2 separate regions of the Homo sapiens genome follow, and region 2 is linked to region 1. The links are chromatin loops, found by intact Hi-C in ENCODE. Cell type or tissue: GM12878. All regions are shown on one strand. Links, peaks and the distances in the headings refer to the core of each region. The heading gives the core; the rest is flanking DNA.

Region 1 (2,913 bases), core at 128-2,627:
GAGGCAGGAGAATCACTTGAACCCAGGAGGCAGAGGTTGCAGTGAGCCAAGGTCGCACCATTGCACTCCAGCCTGGGTGACAGAGCAAGACTCCATCTCAAAAAAATAAATAAATAAATAAATAAATAAATACTCCAGTGTATATTTCCTAAAATCAAGGACACATTCTCTTCTATGACCACAGGACAAGCATTGAAGCCAGGAAGTTGGGCATCCATGCAGTAATTACCTCATCTACAAACTCCGTGGCAATTTGCCCCTTACTGGTGATATTAACTTTGATCACTTAGCGAAGGTTGTGTCTGCCAAATTTCTCCACTGCAGAGTTATTATTTTTCCTTCCATAATTAATTATCATCTTGTGGGTAAATAACTTGAAACTATGTAAATACTTTCTCATCAAGCTTTCATATCCATTGGTGATTCTTGCTGCAACCCATGATTACTATGGTGGCTGCCTGATGGTCATTTCTTTTTTTTTTTTCTTCCTCTTCTTTTTTTAATAGAGACAAGATTTCGCCATATTGCCCAGGCTGGTCTCAAACTCCGGGCTCAAGTGATCCTCCTGCCTCGGTCTCCCAAAGTGCTGAGAATACAGGTGCGAGCCACCATGCCCAGCCTGAGCTCCCACTTTTAAATAGGACATTGCACCATGGCCCTTGATCTTGACCAGAAAGGGAGCTATGTCTATGGGAAGCAGTCCCTGCAGGGTGGATAATGAGGCACTGACCCCCTTGTTCTGGCAGGCTGGGGATGGGAGTAAAGGATCTAGGCAGCATGGTGTCCAGGAGTGTTGTTCAGGTCCACTGAGAATTCACTCACTAGCTGAGCACCTACAGTGTTCCAGGTGTGGCCCCAGCTCTTGAGAAGCTCATAAAAAAGGGAGTAGATTGGGAGGCTGAGGCAGAAGGAAGGCTTGAGGCCAAGGGTTCAAGATCAACCTATGCAATATGGTGAGACCTCCATCTCTGCAAAAAATAGAAAAATTATCCAGGCACAGTGATGCACACTTGTAGTCCCAACTACTCGGGAGGCTGAGGTGAGAGGATCGCTTGAGCCCAGAAGTTCAAGGCTGCAGTGAGCTATGATCATGCCACTGCACTCCAGCCTGGGCAACAGGGCAAGACCCTGTTTTGTTTTGTTTTGGTTTTGGTTTTAAAGGGGGTGGGGGGTAGAGAAAATAGACAACTCACCATTGTGCAGTTTCTAAAACTGAGAACTTTCCTACCCCAAAGGTTAACCTAGGTGGCTCTTTCTGCTATGCACATGGAGAGGACTGAGCAATTGGTTTTTAGAGATCCTTTTGAGTGCTAGACAAAGCTGCCTCAACATTTGGTCACTTGGGAAACTAGTGGGCCAATTTGCATACCAAACCCACAGCCTGTGGGAGGGAACGGAAAGAAGCCATAGTGTCTGGTGGACCAAGGCACAGAGGCAGGAAAGCAAGACAAGGGCGCTGAAATCGAATTTGCTACATCAAGGAAAGTGGGGGGCTGGGCGCGGTGGCTCACGCGTGTAATCCCAGCACTTTGGGAGGCCGAGGCGGGTGGATCACGAGGTCAGGAGATCGACACCACGGTGAAACCCCGTCTCTACTAAAAATACAAAAAAAAAAAATTAGGAGGGCGCGGTGGCGGGCGCCTGTAGTCCCAGCTACTCGGGAGGCTGAGGCTGGAGAATGGCGTGAACCCGGGAGGTGGAGCTTGCAGTGAGCTGAGATCGCGCCACTGCACTCCAGCCTGGGGCAACACAGCGAGACTCCGGCTCAAAAAAAAAAAAAAAAAAAGGAAAGTGGGGATCCTTACTGGTGATCAGGGTGCCACATAGAGGCCTACCCATTTGGAGAGGCCCTATGCCCTCCACAGTGGAGTAAGTGCCATGATGTCGGCTTCACAGGAGGGACTGTGGGAGCGATGGAATTTCAGGCAGTGGGAACATCATGAGCAAAGGAAAGCAGGGGATGAACAGCAACATCCACCCCGCACGTGGCCTCCAAAGCCATCTCTTTTGGGTGGGGCTTCCCACCACGGCGCACACCCCTCATGTTTATGTGGCCCTCCTCCCCTGGTTGCGATGTACCCCCAAACATCTGGGCCAGGAATCATTCAGACCTGGATACCAATTCCAGTGCTTGTACTTCCTAGCTGAGTGAATTTAGAAAGTCACCTTCACCTCTCTGAGCCTCCAGTCATGTATTCCTTCAACATGTATTTACTGTGGGCCTACTATGTGCCAAGCACTACTCCAGGCACTGGGCAGGCAGTGGTGAACAAGATAAGCCTGGCCAGGCGCAGTGGCTCATGTCTGCAATCCCAACACTTTGGGAGGCCGAGGTGGGTGGCCTGAGGTCAGGGGTTCAAAACCAGCCTGGCTGGGCATGGTGACTCACCTGTAGTCCAGCTACTGGGGGGCTGAATTCCTTGAACCTGGGAGGCGGAGGTTGCAGTGAGCCAAGATTATGCCACTGCACTCCAGCCTGGGCAACAGAGTGAGACTCTGTCTCAAAAAAAAAAAAAGAAAAAGAAAAAGAAGCAAGGCCTGCCTTCATAAAACATACATTCTGGTTGGGGAAGACAGACAATAACCAGCACTCACATACATAAATGATGAAACACCCTACAGAAGTATTAAGATAATATAAGAACAAATTTCAAGGCTGGGTGCGGTGGCTTGCGCCTGTAATCCCATTACTTTGGGAGGCCAGCGTGGGTGGATTGCCTGAGTCCAGGAGTTTGAGACCAGTTTGGGCAACATGGCAAAACCCTGTCTCTACAAAAAAAAAAAAAAAAAAAAAAAAAAAAAAATACAAAAAATGAACCTAGCATGGTGGTGTGTGCTTATGGTCCCAGCTACTTGGGAGGCTAAGGTGGGAGAATGGCTGGAGTCCAGGAGAAGGAGGTTGCAGTGAGCCGA
Region 2 (2,913 bases), core at 261-2,760, 200 kb after region 1:
TTCACCTTACTCCAAAAACATGAGCATTTCAGAAAAGTTTTTATTCTGCCTCTAAAATGAGGCCATTAAGTGATATTCAATAATCAGGCTTCCTTCACCCGAATTCAAGAAATTTCCTGCCGTCTTTGTGTAATAAACTTTTTTCTTCCATGTGCATTTTAATTTTAACACCCCTCCCCGCCGCAGAATCTGGAAAAGAGGTGTGCGGATCAAGACCCCTCCACCCGCCATTGTCTCAAGTTTAATTTACATGCTGTAACCAAACCCTTCACTCTTTCGAATATTTAACAAGATTGAGATTCCTTTAATTCCATGTTGGTAGCTGTTCTGTAAATACCTTTCAGGTTTTTATTTTTTAATATCCCAGTAATCTAAAAACTATTCTGTTGTTAGATTTCAATTGAAGGAACTGGATTTAAAATCTTATTACGTTTATTTTATCAGTGGAATACTCAGTTTATGCAACTGTCTCATGTTTTTCATTCCTACTTTCTAATTCTAAGGCTTGAAAACAGCCATTGCTCAGTCCTTCAGCTTCACCTTCCCAATTCATTCATTAAACATTCTGCTCAGGGATTAAACTGAAATGGGAAATTAGGAAAGAACCATTTAAAACAAATCATACCCAGCAACCTCAAAATCTATAACATACAGGCCATATGGGCATACAGGAAATGGGACAATTTGAATTTTTTTTTTTAAGCAAATGGAAACAAAGCTTCATATAAAACATAAAAAGGGTCCAATCATTTACTTTCAAATAGAGTCAGCTAAAAGTAGCTCCTTTTTTAAAGTGGCATCTTTCAGGCAGTCAAGAGTCATTAAAACTACTCCAAAGTTCTTATCAACCAATATCATGTTTGTGACAACTGTGAGAAAAGAATGTAATTTTATAAAGTGGGAAAACAGCACATCTTTTGGGACCCCTGAGGCTCTAATCAGGCATCTCAGAATTAAGAGTGCTCCAGGGTTGGGAAATGGCTACCCTGCTGTGGCGAAAACATGCCATTTCATAATAAACGTTGTTAAGAGAGAAAAAAGTGATAAGCATGTACCTGCAATGAGGAGATAGAACGACTTAGTCATTGCCAGGCCATTATATTCCTTAATTATTTCATCAGTCTATAAGTGACTTGATGATTAAGTCTTATTTTCAGATTTCCTCCAAAACAAGTCCACTGGAAGGGGATTAGGGGCTCCTACTCCTCCCTGAACTTTTCCTGCCAAAAATGGAGGCTCACAAAGAAAATGCAAATCTACCCCCACCTTAAAAAAGTAAAGGCAGTCAAAGTCAAAACCTTCACTGCTCCTCCTTCCTCCCCTACTACGTGGAAAAAAATTTTGACCTGTTACCAAAATAGATTCCTCAGGGTAAAGGGGAGAAAAGTTTTCTACAAATTTTTTCTAAGTGGTGTATTAGTTCCTTTTTTTGAGTAAGAAGTGAAAGGGAATAGGAACCCAACACAACTGCTAAACTTCGATCTCACAAGTTATTAAAAAACAGCAAAGGTCAAACTGCAAAGCGTTAGAAAAATGTGAAGACAAAAGGATTAAAAGAGTGGGACACTAAAGAAAAAAGTGTGTGTCCTTCACCAATAAAAGTCGTATCTTGTCCTCTACTTCCTCCTTCTGTAGGCAAATAAAGACAATTCTAAAGGACTAGCTTTCCTCATCATGCCAAATAATTAAAATTCCAAACAGATTATTAATCCTATTCTAACAATTAAAATAAATGATAAATCTGCCTTGTAACTACTGACAACTGTATTTTAAATAACTTACGGCCTCTTGAATTTAAATATAACCGATTAAAAATGGCAGCAACATCAGGGTTAAGAAACAAAATGAAACACTATTAGTCTCCAGAATATTGAACAAAACAATATCTAAAATAAATATGACTTCTCAGAAGGAAAAAAGTTATCTACCATTAAGGACATACCTTAAAAGTTCTTAGCACACATTAAGTAAGCACAAACTAGTGGCTTGCCTGTTATATTTTCAGACAAAAAGCAATGAGGTTATTCCTCTGCACTTGTCACTGCAGACACATAAAGGCTTTTAGAAACTACATCTATTACTCATTGTCTAAGTATCATAAAACTTAGCATTTTAAGTCTTGTTTGATATCAATCAAGAAAGAACATCCACTTCAGGGGAAAGAAGTACAGTAAAATAAGAACATTGTAAATGTCCCTCTTGACATATACAAAAGAGAAGGTAAAAGGCCTCCTAAGACCCCTACCTAGTGGCCAGGCCTGGACGGCAGCTGTTGCTACCTCACCTTTTCTTTTGTTGAGCTTAATCTCATGTCAAGTCATTCAACCAACTCAAAAGCGATGAAGACATTATTGAATCAATCTGAACTAAATCAGACCTAGGCTTCTTAAAACATACAGCTTAATGCTTCCAAACGATCTAGAAAACTAAGAAACCTAGCTACGCTGTAGGACACACTTTCATATGCGTCCGTGTGAAGAGACCACCAAACAGGCTTTGTGTGAGCAACATGGCTGTTTATTTCACCTGGGTGCAGGCGGGCTGAGTCCGAAAAGAGTCAGCAAAGGGAGATGGGGTGGGGCCATTTTATAGGATTTGGGAAGGTAATGGAAAATTACAGTCAAAGGGGGTTGTTCTCTGGTGGGCAGGGGTGGATCTCACAAAGTACATTCTCAAGGGTGGGGAGAATTACAAACAACCTTCTTAAGGGTTGGGGTCACGGCACCAAATTTCATACACGTCCGTGTGAAGAGACCACCAAACAAGCTTTGTGTGAGCAATGGCCTGGCCTGGGCTCAGAGGCCTGACACACACAGTGGCCAATTATACAGGACCCCCAAACTGGCCAGTGGACCACTGCAACCGCCATTTACTTTCTCCGCTGCAAGCACCATAGGCTGATTCAGGAAGATA

Evidence for each region. A loop is a pair of places that touch in the nucleus more often than their neighbours do. Peaks named below come from ENCODE experiments on the same cell type or tissue, not always from the same donor. Only the 100,000 strongest peaks of a DNase experiment are listed, where the experiment ranks them.
Region 2: it touches region 1 in a loop (7-fold over the local background); 4 of 110 quality-filtered maps call a loop at or near these places.

What each region holds. Positions count from the first base shown.
Region 1 is chr22:38,198,021-38,200,933 of GRCh38, forward strand. No RefSeq gene overlaps it. Among named protein-coding and RNA genes, the nearest start is that of MAFF, 2.5 kb to the right of the region's middle. RefSeq lists an enhancer at 1,062-1,111. In GM12878, for the core only: no CTCF peak of the experiment used is centred there; a DNase peak (open chromatin) is centred at 1,341; H3K27ac peaks cover 257 bases.
Region 2 is chr22:38,394,082-38,396,994 of GRCh38, forward strand. The region is part of intron 1 of TPTEP2-CSNK1E (TPTEP2-CSNK1E readthrough); the gene reads right to left. It also overlaps the pseudogene TPTEP2. Among named protein-coding and RNA genes, the nearest start is that of TPTEP2-CSNK1E, 3.4 kb to the right of the region's middle. In GM12878, for the core only: no CTCF peak of the experiment used is centred there; a DNase peak (open chromatin) is centred at 1,340; H3K4me3 peaks cover 2,394 bases; H3K27ac peaks cover 2,407 bases.